2 separate regions of the Homo sapiens genome follow, and region 2 is linked to region 1. Evidence: chromatin loops called from intact Hi-C (ENCODE). Cell type or tissue: sigmoid colon. All regions are shown on one strand. Links, peaks and the distances in the headings refer to the core of each region. The heading gives the core; the rest is flanking DNA. Region 1 has its middle 74 kb from the start of LINC02682. Region 2 has its middle 28 kb from the start of LINC02682.

Region 1 (8,333 bases), core at 150-8,149:
CAACATCATTTGAGCACCTAGATCCAGCCATATCTGAAGGCAATATCTCCTGGCACATTTTAGCTTTTGTTGTCAATAAATTTGCCTTTTACGTAAGAATGATACAATGGACTTTGGAGACTTGCGGGGAAGAGTGGGAGGGGGAGGCAAGGGATAAAAGGCTACAAATATGGTGCAGTGTATACTGCTCGAGTTTGGGGTGCACCAAAATCTCACAAATCATCACTAAAGAACTTGCTCATGTAACCAAATACCACCTGTACCCCAATAACCTATGGAAAATTTAAAAAAAAAACAACATCTAAAAAAAATTAAATTTATTTGCCTTTTATTCTTAAGCTAATTTGAGTTCCGTATTTATCACTCACATCTCAAAGAATCCTGTATAATATAAGGGCCCTGATCCAGATGAGCTGTGGACTTTACCCATGGCTGACAGCACAAGCACTGCGGCCACCGAGAGAATGGTCTCAGAAGAAGCCTTAGCAGTCAATGACCAAGGAACCCTAACCTGGGAGAACAAGGTGAAGGGTAAATCTGAGAGCAGAGTATAAGATTCATTAGACAGAAATGCCAATTTATTGCAGTTGAAGAAACATTTCTCTATCAATGGGAGAGAAGATGAGTTGGAGGAAAGACAAGGAAAGTAAAGGCTTTCCCTCAAAGGCCCTCCTGTCAGGTCCTAAAAGCAGCTTCTCCCAGTGTGTCTGGGGAGTAACAGGTCTTTCACTCACTTCGCTATGGTAACAGTGGCCATGCAGTGCAATGAAGAGCATAGACTTCAGAATCAAACCCTCTTGGTTTTGAATCCCAACCCTGGTTGATAACTTCCACTTTTTGCTAACTCAGTGACCTTAATGGTTAAAGCTTAAACTTGATAAAGCCACTTAAATTAGTGACTTCATTTCTCTGAGCCTCAGCTGCTTCTTCAATAAATGTGAATAGCCATCATTATCTCTCACTTGACCATAGCAAGAGCCCCTTGATTGGTCTCAACTAATTATCCACCATGCAACCAAACTGACCATTTTAAAAGCAAATCAAGTTATGTCGTTCACTCCCCTTAAAACGTTTCTGTGACTTCAGTCATCATTCAGATGATGATCCAAATTCATATAATAGACTTCAAATCTCTGCGCCATCTAAAATCAAATCTCACTTGCTGTTCTAGTCTCCTAGATTCTCTTTTCCTTGCTCCTCTCAGTTTATTGACAAAGAGTTAATAATATTAAAAACTAACATTTATTGAGCACATACAACATGCCAGCATTGTTCTAAGTATTTTACTTGAAATAATCCTTATGATGCTCATATAAGGTAGGTGCTATTATTATCCCCACTTTATAGATGGAAAAATTGAGGTGCAGAAAATTGCTCAAAGTCATACAGCAAAGAAGCACTTCAGCCAGGTTGCAAATCTAGGTGTTGGCACCCAGAGCCTGCATGTTTAATCACTATATTATGCTGATTCTCTACAGGCATCCCGCAAGCATTTTCCCACTTTGTGGCTGTGGTAGACTGAATAATGGCCCCCAAAGATATTCACATCCTAATCTCTAGAAGCTGTGACTGCTACATTATATGGCAAAGGGACTTTGCAGATGAGATAAAGTTAAAGATCTTGAGATGAAGAGATTTTCCTGAATTACTCAGCTGAGTCCTAAATGTAATCACAAGTGTCTTTATGAGAGGGAGATTGGGCTACAGAAGGGCAACAGGTAACATGACCATGGAAACAGAAATTGGAGTGATGAGACCATAAGCCTAAGAGTGTCAGCAGGTAGCAGAAGATGGAAGAAGCAAGGAACAGATTCTCTTCCGGAGCCTCCAGGAGGATCCATCCCTGCAATGGTTTCACTTCAGCCCAGTGAAATTGATTTTCAACTTCCAATGTCCAGAGCTTGTAAGATAATAAATTTGTATTTTAAGTCACACGTTTGTGGTAATTGGATACAGCAGCAACAGTAAACTGACACAAAGGCATTAGCACAGGCTGTTTCTTCTGCCAGGAATGCTCTTCCCCATACCCTTTGCCTTCTTTAACTCCCGCTTACCCTTCGACTCCTGGCTTCCATGTCACCTCCTCAGAGTAGCAGGACTCTCCTATTCATCTTCCCATAGCACTCCAGACTTCTCCTTCTTCTTCTTCTTCTTTTTTTTTTTTATTCTTTTGGAGACAGGGTTTTGCTCTTGTCGCCCAGGCTAGAGTGCAATGGCGCAATCTCAGCTCACTGCAACCTCCACCACCTGGGTTCAGGTAATTCTCCTGCCTCAGCCTCCCAAGTAGCCGGGATTGCAGGCATGCGTCATGACACCCAGCTAATTTTTGTATTATTAGCAAGAGACAGGGTTTCACCATGTTGGCCAGGCTAGTCTTGAACTCCTGACCTCAGGTGATCCACCCACCTCAGCCTCCCAAAGTGCTGTGATTACAGGCATGAGCCAACCCCCCCGGCCCAGACTTCTCCTTCTTAATACTAACAACATTGCAATTCACTGTCAATGACTGTTGCTCATGCAACCAGATCCAAGGGACAGGGTACAGTATGTGTCTGTCTTGCTTTTCACTGTAACCCAAGCATCTAGCCCAGAGCCTGGAGTATTATTGTTCTCAAATATTTGTGGAAATGAATAAATAAATATAATTTCTCATAGGACTGTTGAATTCTTTCAAAAGATCACAAATGTAAAGAACTTGGTATAGGGCCTAGCATATAATAAGTTCCCAGAAAAGTAGAGCTCCATGTGAGTTCTGGGTCTATCTGTGTGTCTCCTGTGTCTTTGGAACAGAAGCTCAGACATGAAGGTCCTGATCTTGGGCATGTCCCAGGCAGAGTGCTCTGTGATGTCTCCTTTTCCCTAATCTCCAAATACTGCTCCTCTTTCTTACAATTCTGGTAGTCACACAGGTTTAATGGCCACTCTGGGCATATTTTAGAAAGGAAAGGATCAGGGCAGTCCTAGAACACCATGAGATATGAAGATATCTGCAAGACTGCCTCCTGCTTTAAGACTACGGCAAGCCCTTTCGGCCAATCTGCAGTGCAGTTGGAGTAGGTTATTCCAGCTGTTTCCTGGCTATGCAGTGTGTGTATGAGCCTCCAGCTGGGCCAGGGACCAACTTTCCAGGCCCAGATGAATTCTCATCATTGCCCAGGGATCCTTTAGCTTGAGTTTGGTTCTCAAGCCAAGGCTCTGACAGCTTTATTAGCACCTATAATTCAATGTAAGCGTCGATGTGTTGGGAAACACTTTGAGGCTATCTTTTAAAGTCAACTTAATTCCCTCTCAAATGTCTCTTTGTTTGCCAAAGTGCCAGCCAGAAGACTTCCAGGTAGGCAGGGAGATGAGCTCCAGACAGGGGATCAGCGGGACGTGTCTGCTGGGCGCCCAAGTCATTTTGCTGGTAGCTGATGTCATTTCCAGTTAGTGGGCTCCTGGAAGAGGTGCCTGCAGATGCTCAGATGACATCATTGGGGACCAGCCTGTCACCAGGGGAGATAACAAATGGAGCCCAGCTCTGAGTTCCTGCTGCCCCAGGAAGTCACAATTCATTTCTTGGCCTTGCTATAGGCCTGGAGAGTAGACACCCTGTGTTTCCACCCTGGCCAAGTCCCAGAGAACCAGTATGCACCCTCCTGCTGGCTGCTTTTCCACAACAAAACCAAGTGGGACATTCTGAGTTTACCCAAAACTGTTTGGCAACTGTAATCATAGAAACTGGACAAGCTCGATGTAGTATACACTATTGGTCATCTGCTGACACCCACTTACCGTTCCTCCTGGGCTAATAGAACCCAATTTTTTTTCACATATGCACTCTCCTCCAGAAGGGATTGGCCTATTCGCATCCTCAAGGGATAAACTGTCATTGTTCTAAGCCATTCATTCATTCATTCATTCATTCATTCATTCAACAAACACAATTGAGCACCTATTTTGTAGTGGACATTGTTTAGGCACTAAAGATAAAGTCATTAAAAAAAGTCTTTGTCTTCATGAAGCCTTAATAAACACACAGTTATATATTATATAATAACTTTGCAATGTCAGACCAAACAATAAATGTCATGAAGAGAAATAATGCCAGGTAAAGGTATAGAGAAAAATAGGCTTGCTGTTTTAGATAAGGGGATGAGGGGAGGTGATATTTGAGCTGAGACATGAATGAAGGGAGGGCACCAGCCTGTGACTCTGCAGGGGAAAAATGTTCCAGTCAAGGGCAACAGCAGGTGCAAAGGCCTCAGGGTAAGAATAAACCTGCACGTTGAGGAGCAGCCAGAAAGCCAATGTGGCTGGAATGTTACAAACAGAGGCTGGGTCATAGAAATGGCTTTGGATTTTGCTCTAAATGATGGGAAATCACTGGGGGCTCTTCCACAATTTGTAATTTCAGAAGATTCCCATGGTCACTGTGCAGAAAGCAGACTAAGGCAAGGCAAGAACAGAAGCAGGTGACCAGGCTACGTGGAGTACCAGGTGGTAGCTGGAGAAGTAGTGATAACTGATTGGAATTGGGAACGATTTTGAAGTTTGAAGCAAAAGGATCTGCTGATGAATTTGGTGGCTAGAGTGAGAAACAAAAGAGTGAAGGATAACATCAAAGTTTTGAGATAGCACTACCAAGTAAATACAAGTGCTGTTAACTGAGATAAAGAGCACTGCAGGAGGAGCACTTCTGGCTGGGACGGGATCTAGGGCTGGGACTGATGGGTACTCAGTTTGAGGTGCCTGATAGACATGCAGTTGGAGATGTTAGATAGGCAGCAGTGGGAGAAAGGAGTGTGAAGATTGGGAGAGAGGTAAGTCCCATGCCTCCACCAATGAATGGCTTAGGCTTCAGTATGGGGGGGCAATTCTAGCCAAAGGGATATGGCTGTAGGAGGCCTCTGGGTAAGATGTCCTCATTTCTAATGAGGATTTAAGATTGCTTGGATGTTTAGATGGATGGATGGATGAATGGATGGATGGATGGATGGACGGATGGATGGATCTCTAAGTATCCATTTATTTCCAGTGGTCATTCAAATCTTAAAGGTACAGTGAAGTCTAAGTTAGGAGACCTGGCTTTAATCCCTGATATTTTTTACTAATTAATCATAAACCTAGGCAAAAACACCCCCTCTCTGAGTCTCAGTGTCCCCACCTGCACAATGAGGAAATTGGACTATATTGTTTTTATGAGCCCAGCTAGCCCTTCTGTTCTATGAAATTGTAAGAACATGGACTTTGGAACCAGAAGCTCTGAGAGAAATGTTGACTTTCCCCTACTTGATGTGCAATCTCTAGCAGTTCAAGGTTCCTCTGTGTTGCAGTTTCCTCATCTCTGAAGTGATGATTTATGGTCCTTCCCAACATTAATTTCCATTAAGTCACAGCATAGTTTCCTAGTTACTTGTGTTGATGGAAATAATGAAAACCTCTAGGAAAGCAGTAGTTAGGAGGAAGCCAACCCCTCAATGCAAACACATGCACACACACACATACACACACACACACAGTCTAGAAAAGGAGACCAGGCCTTTCCTTTCAGAGCAGCTACTCCCTGGCTCCGTCTGAGTATAAACTCTGGTCAAGGTGGGAACTATGCTCTTCTTGAGGCGAGCATGGTTGTTTCGACGGCTCTTAGCTTCCCTTGGCACCTCATTCCCAGGAGTTAAGAGCTACCATAAGAATCTCAAAGCTCAGTCCTGCTGGGTCCTGCTGTATCTACAACAGGGCTTGGGATGAATAAAAGACATTAAGACCATAAAGCTCCTGGCCCAGACTTGGCACACAGTGAGTGTTCAAACTGTCTTGTACCTCAGGCCCCTGTGCCCAGTTAGCTAAAGGCACTAATTAACTAAAATGAACAATAATGAACAATAATGGTAGAATATAAGGCAGTTTTAGATTTCAGATTTTTAACATGTTCAAATGCAGAAATCCCTGGGCTATTTTATTCATGTAAAAAGTCTAACAATAATTGTTAATTTTTGAAAACAAATCAAGCATAAAATAAAAGACTAAAGGAAACCATTCTCTTACCATAGTTTAGACCATCTAGTCTAACAGAAATTTCTTTGCTCTGAAATGATATCAATTTCCCATTGCTAGTGTTGTCTGATCAGTATCATATATGAAGGTTGATTAATAGGAAATGGGTAAATAGGTATATTATGACTTAATCAGTGCTTTATGTTTGAAGACTTGATCTTTCAAAAATCTTTTATTTTTAATGAAAAGGGGTGTTCAGTGTCGTAAAGGTTGGGAGGCAGCAAGCTAAAATGTCGAATGTTTTGACAGGGGCCTGCTGGTGACTATATCCCTCCCTTTGATGTATGAGCCCTAAGAACCTCTGAGCTATGTCGATGTGTCCCCAAAGCACAGATCCAAGGGAGAAAGGGGAAAAGACACTCTGCTAACAGTGGCTAATGTCATTTCCAGTTAACTGGCTTTTGGCAGATATGGTACAGATGTTCAAATGACCTCATTAGGGACCAGGATGTCAACAACAAGAGAGATACAAACAGAGCCCTGCTTAAGATTCCTGCAGATTCCTTGGGTTTGGAATCCCTTAACTCATTTCCCAAGCATTCCAAAGGGTGGGAATTTCAGGCGATGGCATGTGGCATTATGAAGAATTTTAGGGAAGATGGAGCTTATATTAGTTAAGAGAGGCTAGCTTTGCTGCAATAACGAACCCGCAAAGCTCTGTCTCTCTCCCCTTCTATTTCACTCTGTGGGTTGGCCTCATCCTCTGCTATATCAGATGATCTTCCTGCAGGCAGCATGGAGAGACTGGGCACAGCCTCCAGAGGTGGCCGGGTTTACATTCACTTGTATCTCTCAGCCACATATGTAAAATCCTAAGGAAGGACCACGCTGAATCAAGGTTCATATATCTGCTTCCCCTACTAGACTATAAGGCTGCAAAAGGCAGAGAATGAGTCTCACTCTGCTACCTTCTGCAGTCTCTCTTAACCTGGAGTTGCCCTGTAAGGGACACTAAGTAAAAATTGTTCAGTTGAATAGATTAGCAAACCACTCAGCACAAACCAAGAAGAAAAGAACTAAACACAGAGAAGACTGACAACAGGGGTGATTTAGAAACAGACTAGTCAACTGTTGATCAAAATTTTGTTACATTCAACAACAGCAGCGATTCTGAGAGCCCTGGAGATATTTTATCCAATAAACTCTTTCCAGAGCTAATAATAAAAATTTCTTGCATGGTGGTTTACAACACAATTTTACATCCCCCCCACCCCGCCCCGCATTTTTTTTAGCATCACTTCAATACAATTCAACAAACAGTAATGAGATTCTTCCAGGTGCCAGGCGCTGTGCTCAGTGGTGGGCTATGGCAGTAGAAACAGGTCCTTGCCTCAGAGAACTCTCAGTGACTGTAGTACTAAAGAGAGAGATTAAATAATTGAAGAGATAATAATAGCTGATATATTTACCGAGAGCATTTGCTATGTGTCAGACACTAGACTGGGTGCCTAACACATATTAACTCAATTCATGCTTACAATAATCCTTTGAGACGGATACTATTATGAGCCTTGGAAGTTGGGTGACTTATCCAGGGTAAGCAATTGACAGAGCCAGGATTTAAACCCATGTAGTTTGGCTCCTGAGTCTATGCTCTTAGCCATCATAACTGTACCACCAGCCAACCACAGTGTTAGGAGAGTTAAAATGGAAAGTAAAGGGGTTGAGGAAGGCTCCAGCATTTAACCCAGTCAAATATTAGAGGCACATCTGCCAGTCTAAAATCCAGTGTCCTTCCCGCCAGCCTGGGTATAAAGGCTCAGTGCAGTGGCTGCGTTATTAGCTGCACTTACAAGTCTCCAGGGAGCTCCAGATATAACTCCCCATTGGTGTTCTCCCAATTGTCTGAGCATAAATAGCCAATAGGTCCTCTCCATACCCCACAAAGAACTTAGAAACGAATCATCCTTCTGGTAATTGCATTAACCGAATGTTTTTGTTTGTTTGTTTAATTTAAGAGTTAAAACAGAATGACCTTGTCTTTGAAATTGTGAAATAACAATTAGAAGTTATTTGCTTATATTTATATTTAGAATTAAAGGATATTCATATGAACAAGTACAAAACAGGGGTGATGGGGTTGGCAAGGGAATGAGGGCCTTCATAGAGATGGATTATTGTTCATTCAACTGTAATGATTAACAATTAAAAATCCACTCTTGCAGTTCCCCATGTCAGGGGAAGGATAGAAGTTTTTGTTGTTGTTTTTTTTGTTTTTTTTTTTTTTGGTGTTTTGTTTTGTTTTGTTTTGTTTTGTCTGAAACAATAAGTAACCTCTTTCTTTCCAGGGAATGCAT
Region 2 (8,333 bases), core at 136-8,135, 100 kb after region 1:
AAGCCCTTTATTTTCTATTCTTATTCATTAACTTCACGAGCATTTGGAGAGCACTTACTTTACAGAGCACCCCGACATGCATTACTCCTTTAATTTCCACAGGAACCCAGTGAAGTAGGTGGTGGTATCGCCATTTTGCAAATGAAGGAAGAATTGGCCTCTTGGATGACTGTGTCCATCTACTCTTTCCTGGAAATCCCAGCCACTGCTAGGTCCCTAGACGTGTTCCCTGCAGAATCGTACCACACATTCCCTTTTGGAAAACTTCATCTTCCTGAAGGTGTCTCTGGGGCCCAGGGTCAGCTTTGGTTTTGAGAAATCTCAGAGGGCAGAGCCTTCAGGACAGAGGGTCACAGGCAGTTGGCTGGCTTCAGCAAGTGTGATCCTCCCACTGTTCCTGAAAGGGCCCCAGCCAGCTACTGTAAAGTCCTCATTTGAAGACTGCAGCAGAATTACAGCTCTCCTCCCCTCTCTACACCACACACACACACACACACACACACACACACACACTTCACATATTAATAGATGGACAGGAAGCCCTGCCATGGGGGGAAGAGGGTTGGATTAGGAATCACACACCCGAGTTCTGGTCTGGGCTCTGTCACTTTCAGAGCTTCATCTGTAACGCACACTGTGAGGCTTCTGTGAGCAGCTAGATGTGGGGGGATGTTCTGGCGAAAGGTAAGAAGATGCTTACTGGCAGCATCGTTATCCTCCATTCCAGGACTTTTTCTGTTCTCTGACTCAGCAGCCTCCCTTGAGCATTGGAGATGGTCAAGCAACCCACAGCTCCGATCTGCGTTAAGTGGAATAGAGATTCAACTCCTGTTACAAAACCTCCAAATAAATAGCTTAATAAGTAGCTTAAATAAAGTGGAAATGCATTTCTCTCTTATGTAACAAGCAACCCAGGCCTGATGTCACGGCTCTATGTGGTCGGTGGCCCAGGACTCTTTCATCTGTTGCTCTGCCATCGCTTGGGTGTTACCCTCACCGTATGGTCCAAACGGCTGCCACCACCTCCGTGTTCCAGGAAGCAGGCTGCAGAAACAAGGGCTCGCTCTGTCCCTTCACAACATAATCCAGAAATTGTTCACACGCCTTTCCCTCAGTCCCACTGGGCAGAAGGTAGTCATATGTAACTAGGTGTGGTCACACCTAGTTACAGTGGAGGCTGGGATGTATAGTTATTAGCTACACAGCCATATATCCCATTAAAATCTTTGCTAACATAGAAAGTGGGGTGCACAGACATTGGGGGACTTTTTCAGTCTTTTCCACACCATCCCCCCCTTCCACATTTAAGAAGAATGAGGAACTTCTTGGACTGAAAACGGACTTTCTAATAGTGTTCTATTTTGGCATGCATTTTGAATGACTTATTGGAGTTTCAGTTGTGGAGTCATTAAGTCAGAAAATTCAGCAAATAAGCACCAGCCCCACACTGGTCGCCTCAGGAGTAAAATCGGGAACACCCTCCACCCTGCTCTCTAGGGAGAAACTTGCACCAGCTGCTACAGGGCAGAGACCAGCCTGGACCATCCATGAAGGGGGCTTCCCAATAGCTAGCGGCATGGCCACCAAGCAGAACTCCCCCAGCACTGGGAAGGTTCTGCCCTGAGTCCTCTGCTCTTTCCCTCCTTGGGGCAGAAATGAACACCTGGAAAGTCCAGGTCCACTAGTCCACCATTTGTCTCCCTGTCTATAAAAAAGGCAATGAGTGGGGGCAGGGCACAAAGCCCAGAGCTGGGGCTTAAGGAGTGCCTCACCCTCAGTGAGAGGCTGTGCCATCATAGTCATTGGCAAATTCACAGCTCTGAGGAATGGCAAGGTGTGTGTCTGGGTGGACGTAGCCAGGAGCTCAGGGGTCATTCCTGGAAAACTGCAGAATCCTGTTGAAGACTGACTGCTCAGTGACAAAAGCCAAATGCCACCTCTGGCACCAGAGGAGCTGAGTGATCACACCTAGTCTACCAGGGTCCTCGTATAAAGAAAATCAGAATGCCAATGTTAGTTTAGCCATTTATTGGGGTCTTTTGTGCCAAGAATCACATTAAGAGCTTTATGTATATTTTATACAAAGAAATCTCTTACTTATTGTTCACAAAAACCCTATTGGGAATGGAGAAACTAAAGCTAAAAGCAGTGAAATAACTTGATGAAAATTACACAGCCAGTAAGAGGTGGGTGGCAGGGTTCAAAGCCAGGTCTGTCTGATTCCAAAGCTAGCTAGCGAGTTTAACCACCACCACAATGGATGCAAATATGGAGGGGTGGGACAGCATGAGTTCTGAGTCAGGTGGGCTTAGGTGCAAATCCCAGCCCACCACTCTCACCAGTGGCTTCTCACAGCCTCCATGCCCTGATTCTCTCCTCTTTCCCCAGGGCCTAATAACGACCACCCGCTTGGCTGCATGCTGTGATACTGATGTAAAACGTAAAGTGCTCAGAGCACTCAACGGACGACTTGCACTGGACAAATGCCGCCTTCCTTTACTTCTTTCCCATCTCTACCGTGAACTCCACACATTGCAGGGACCTTGGATGTTTTATTCACTGCTCTGACTCCAGCATCTTCCTAGCTTCCCATTCTCCATGCACTCTGTCTCTTTACCCTGCTTTATTTTTTCTCTTAGTTCTCTTCATCATCTGATGTATGATTTACCCATGCATTTGTTTATATTTTGCCTGTCTCTGAGCACTAGAATGTAGGTTCAACGGGTTCAGGGATCTTTTGGTTCTGACTGTATCCTCAGTGTCCAGATAACAACATAATAAGGAGTGGGGACTCAGTAAAATGTAATGAATGGATGTATCTAGCAATGAAAATCCAGCAGACTTTACAAGTGGGGCAACCAGTAGATTTAATGAATGATGAATCAATTGATCAATGTCTAGTAGATGGTACAAATTCATTTTAGCTTTCCCCCACCTTCAGAAATAAGCTGATGAAAGTTTCATGAGCTCATGAGCTTGCAAACACACACAAAGGAGGGGCTGGAGCACTGAGACTGCTCAGTGCCTTAGAACCTTCCGGCAATTATGAATTGGCTTTACCCCTCCCTGGGAAACGGAGAAGTGATACAGTCAGAGGGACACAGCTCAAGTGAAAGCAGTTTCCTGGTCCCTCTGACACTCCAAGTCAGGTCCATCTTCTCATTCCCTTCCAGTCTCTCCCAGAGAGTCTGAGCCAGCCTTCCCAGGCCCCACCCTCCCCTCCAGCTCCCAGGCCTCTAAGTCCCTCTAGGTGGCACCTTCCCCTGGTTTCCCAAAGCAGGACACCCAGGCACTTGGCATTCCAAACAGGCCCCTACTCCTTCCATAACACAGTGGGTTCTGGAACGTTCTAAGGAATGGGCTTTTTTGGTTGATGAGGGCAAACGCCAAGAATCAGACAAACACCAGCAGCCTAGCCTCCACCCCTCTTGGGGCTGATTCATGAGGCCCAGGCGTGCCCATTAACTGCCAGGCCGGCCCTGTGTGCTCAGAAAAATATTGCTGCTGCTCTTGAGGCGGCTGCAGCGTTTTTCAGAAGAGCCGCGGCCATAATCACAAGGCGTCCGCCTCCCGGCCCGGGAGCCCATCAGTTATTATCTGCAGCACAAACACCTACCACTTTGTACTAACATTTTGGCAGTTTCATACAAACAGAGCACTTAGTGCTGCCCCATAACTCTGCGCTCTTGCTGGGCCCCAGCTCCCAGCTGGCACGCACAGCCAAGTGGTCTGTAACAAAAAAGTAAAAAAGCAAATGAAACGTTTTTGGTTGTTTTTATGGGCCTCTACAGCCCCCGCGGCTCCCCCCGCTCCTGCGGCAGACACATAAGTATGAGTTCAGACCCTGCACGACACATTTTTCGGACCGGCGCTGGTGACGCCAGCTCCGGGGATTACAACAGGATGGATTGTGCGGGCCCCGAGTGGCATTTTCCAACCTCGGCCAGGGGCTTCCGCTAGAGGCGCCTGCGATCTGCAGACTCCGTGTCTGCCCACCGCCTACGCATGGTTGGGGCGCTTGCCTCCCAGCTGGGCACCCCTGGCACATGCTGATCCAGCAGGGAGGACAGAAAGCCCCAAACGGCAGCTGGCTGCCCAAATATTTGCTTCTCCAATCCTAGCCAGTCAAGGAGCCCAGAGCCTGCGCCATTCACAGTCCGCCTAGCTTTTCCCAGAAGAGCTGGCGGTCGGGGGTTCTGGAGGCCAAAGGAGATGGTGGAGAGTAACTTCTTGGTGCTGCGGCCTGGTCCACTGCCATGGGTTCTTCCAGCCAATAGACTAAAAAAGTGACTCCAAGGCTGGTTGGACAATCTGGCTGCCTCGTGCCCCCTCTCTGGGCCCTTTCCCCTCTGGTCCATCCAACTAGCTATTGCTACTTTCTGGTGATCCCTAGATCCTCCAAAAGCTAAACATTTTTCAGAGGTATTTGGGAGGCCCTGCTAGGTGTCACGTGAGGTGCCAGGCACTTTAATGGCTATTACCTCATCAAATTCTGATAACAGCCTTATGGGAAGGTAACATTGCCTCCATCTGAAAGGCAAAATCACTTGAACTCAGAGAAGGTAAGTGACCTGCCCAGGGTGACACAGCTAGTGAATGGGCATGTTGGCACAGAGACCCAGAACTGTCTCAATCCAAAGGTCATGTTTTTACTTCCAAACCATGCTGCCTCCTGCTGACCTTTGGGGATGGCACCATGCATGTGCTATGTAACACCAGGCAATTGTCCCCTCCTCTCTGGTCTAGAATTTTGTCATCTGGGCACCAAAGGCCATGGGTCTGATGTTTCCTTAGGTCCCTCATTGCTTACAGTTAACCACGGTGGGCTCTGCCCTTCAGAACAAGCCCATCCTTCTGCTCAGGCCTCCTGTGCCTCCTCCTCATCCACCCCGAGGTTGCTGCACACCCACCATGCACCCATCAGAGCCCAGAAAGACTGCCTAACAGGCCACTACACAATATCCACTCTGTTTGGCTTGGTATTCAGGGCCTCTCTAAGTCTGACTCCCACTGTCAGGTGCAAAGCATGCTGGGGCACTGGACCCAGAGGACTAGGGAGGAGGGAAGAGGCTGGGTCCAGGTAGGACCAGGAAGGGAAGGCTGATGTAGTCCTGAGCCATGGCCCAGCTTGGTTGAGGGCATAGGCACTGGGAGCCCTTGGCATTAGGGTAATGGGCAACATGTTGGGCATTCAAGGCCGGGCTCAGACACAATTAGAGATACATCAGGGGGCTAACCAGAGCTTGGATCAATCTTGGGATTCTGGGAATTCAGGCCAAGAGAGAACCAAAGGGCTAATCAGGGAAACCACGGCAGATATCAGTTGTCAAGACAGAGAGGGGCATAGGAAAGCTTCCATGAGTCCTCATCCAGGCCTCACTTGCTTCCCAACTTAATGCTTCCTTCCACAATGGGGCTGGGAACTGAAACCTCTGGTGTGCAGCTTGCTTTTACCAAGACTGACCACAGGAACGCAAGTATCGGTCTGGTGGCCCTTCATGATGGGGATTCCTGCTGCATCCCTGCCCAGCTGCAGTGTTTCTCCCACCCCTCATGCCCTGAAAAATGGTACTCATTTCTCAAGACTAAGTCTATTCTCTCTCATCACCAGGTTTCCGCTCCTTTTCCTTCAGGAAGCCCCACCCCAAGCCTCTCCTGATCTCACAGGCCTAGTTGGCCGGTCACTCATATGGCTTTGCCTTAGTTTAGACAATTTTTACTCAGAGGAGACCTTAGAGCTCTCAAGAATTTTCACAGATCCTTCTCCTTCTCTGGAATCCATTCCACTTAGCACAGGGCTAAGCAGCTGGGAGGGGCTCACATACCCATTCAACAACAGCAAAGATTTTTCTGAGTCAGGCCATAGGCTAAGTGGCAGAGATAATGGGGACAAGGATGCTTAGTCAAGGGGTCATCAGATCTGGAATCAGATTCTAGGATTTTTGAGATCAGGGCCCACTGAGATAGTGACATGAAGAGAACTCAGAGAAGGAACCCATGGAAAAGTTCCCAGAGGAGGTGGCATGGGGCTGGCAGGACTCTCAAGAGCCAGGGGGCAGAGGAGGAACAGAGAAGAAGAGCAGGCTGTAGAGGTAGGCACGTGCTTTGGTCGGATACATTGAACAGACTGTGAAGAGCTTTTGTCTGAAAGTGACCACAAGCCATGGAAGGTGAGAAATTTGGTCAGAGTTCTCTGTTGAAAAAAATCTCAAAAACTCTGAAGCTCTCACTATGTAGATGACCTTGAAGGAGCCTCTGAAAACTGTGAGTTTCTGCTTCCTCGTTAGCAAACTGAGAAAAACAATGCCTACCCCTTGTAAACTATAAGGCACTGTTGCTAGGCAAAGGTTGTCAATAGTTATGATATTGAAGATGGGATGCTGAAGGGCCTCCTCTTTCCTCCTTTGGCCTCCCTGAGCCATACCAGAGGAGCCTGGGGGCCACAGCCTCTCAGAGCCCAGCCAAGGCCCACAGTCTCCTCGCCTAGTGGAAACCTCAGCCTCAGGGTGGCCCACCGGCCCTCTGCCTGCCCAGCAGCCTGGGCCTGGGAATAGGCGGGCCCAGCCCACCCTAATTGCTCCCATCTTGGCATCTGCCTTTGGTTAAATGCACAGCTCTTCTCACTGGCTGGGAACATTAGCCATAAACAGAGCATCTACATGGCGGATGCTGTCGTTTAAAAATAACCCAGGCTTGGGAACCGCATTTCCCTGCCCTGGGAGTTGCTGGAATGGGAGAAGGACCATCTTCCACGGAGTTAGCTCTCCAGCAAGTCGCTCCCGGGTCCCAGGCCAAGGGCTGCCATGCTAGTGCAGTTCCCTGCGCAGCCGCCAGGTGGCGTCAAGGCCGCCGCCTGGGGGGCCGGGCAGGCCGAGGCCCCTGCCCGTCGCAGTCCCAGCCTCGCTCACCACTTGGCCCGGGAGTTGGCTGCGGGCAGCGGCTTGGCAGCCTGCGGCCGGGGGCGGACGGTGGGGCGGTGTGGGTTTCAGCCTCCCCGGAGGGCCCTCACGGCTGAGCAAACGTTCGGGCTGATGTCGGCAACATGCGGAATCAATTTTCGGGGAACTCAGCAGCCAAACCATCCACCTTTGGGCGGGAAGCAGGATCGCTGTAGGCCCGGGGGCTCCTTGTCTCCCGTTTGGAAAATCCGAAGTCTCCTCGCGGTGGGGGGCAGGCCAGCCTGGCTGTGTGGGGCCTCAGCACAGGGAGCCTGGGCAAGGGCTGAACTCATCTGCCCTGGGCTAGGGAATGAAACTCAGTCTCCATTACCACTTTTTATGAAGCACCTACTATGTGCCAGCATTGCCCTACATTTTCCATGCATTTTCTTATCTTATCCTTACAACCAGCAAGTCTCAGGGGGAGTGAGCCAGGCCACAGCCCAGGGCGCCTGTCTTTAAAGGGCACTAAAATATCATCAGAATAAATCAGAAATACAATCCAGGTCCCCAAAGAAAGGGAGAAGTATAAACAGATTACCCTGCTACCCAAAGCCCTGAAGCAGAAGTAAGAGGCCTCCCCCAACCTCCCAAACCTCCTTGACTCGTACGGGAGGGGCCTGGACGCTATACTCCCTTGGAGCAGCAGCCAAGGCCCCTAGTCTCCTGGCCTAGTGGAAACCTTAGCCTTTCTCTTAGCCTACCCTCCCCCAAATGAACACCAAACAAATACTTAAGGCACACATCTTTGAAACACGGAATAATGCATTTTACCAGGTCTGGCCCCTGTCTGGCCCTGGATGCAATTGTCATCACTCCCCATTTCACAGAGGAGAACGCTGAGACCAGGGGCTAGACAGTGACAGAGCAAGTCCCCAAGGAAGGTGGAGGGCCGCACGGAGAGGGGGACTGGGGTGCCAGGCAGTCAAAATCAAAACTGTTATCTCTACTGTATGAGCTTGTAAGGGCGGTTCACCTATTCCACACTCAGTTTCCTCACCCCTGGTGAGGGACTCCTAACAGACCCTCCCTCTGTGAGAATCAAATGAGGTTTGGAGGCTCTCGAGCGATGCATGTCACTTAGTTCCAGCACTGACTATGGTACTGGCTGGGATGTGGAGGAATCAGGGCAAGAAACTGAAGGGGCTGAAGAACCCTCAGAAGAATGAAGTATCCCTAGAAAGCAATTCCATGACTAAAGAGGAAGAAGCAAAAGGAAGAAGGAAAAACAAGATGGTGGCTCTAACCAAAAAAAGTTGACAGAACTTCCCTGAGAAAGGAAAAGGAATCCCTGAGAAAATGAAGACCCCTCCTTAGCTACCTGCCTCCTCTCACCCTTGTGCTTCCATCTTCTCGGTCATGGAATTTAGCCACCCCTGAATGTGGGCGACAAAA

What was found. A loop is a pair of places that touch in the nucleus more often than their neighbours do. Peaks named below come from ENCODE experiments on the same cell type or tissue, not always from the same donor. Only the 100,000 strongest peaks of a DNase experiment are listed, where the experiment ranks them.
Region 2: a loop joins it to region 1, with 5 times the contacts of the local background. A loop is called at or near these places in 3 of 110 quality-filtered maps.

The regions. Positions count from the first base shown.
Region 1 is chr11:15,832,792-15,841,124 of GRCh38, forward strand. No RefSeq gene overlaps it. Among named protein-coding and RNA genes, the nearest start is that of LINC02682, 74 kb to the right of the region's middle. In sigmoid colon, for the core only: no CTCF peak of the experiment used is centred there; DNase peaks (open chromatin) are centred at 3,120 and 3,460; H3K27ac peaks cover 646 bases; H3K27me3 peaks cover 1,265 bases.
Region 2 is chr11:15,934,515-15,942,847 of GRCh38, forward strand. No RefSeq gene overlaps it. Among named protein-coding and RNA genes, the nearest start is that of LINC02682, 28 kb to the left of the region's middle. RefSeq lists a silencer at 6,742-6,931. In sigmoid colon, for the core only: a CTCF peak has its summit at 6,827 (motif pointing right); DNase peaks (open chromatin) are centred at 3,507 and 3,940; H3K4me3 peaks cover 728 bases.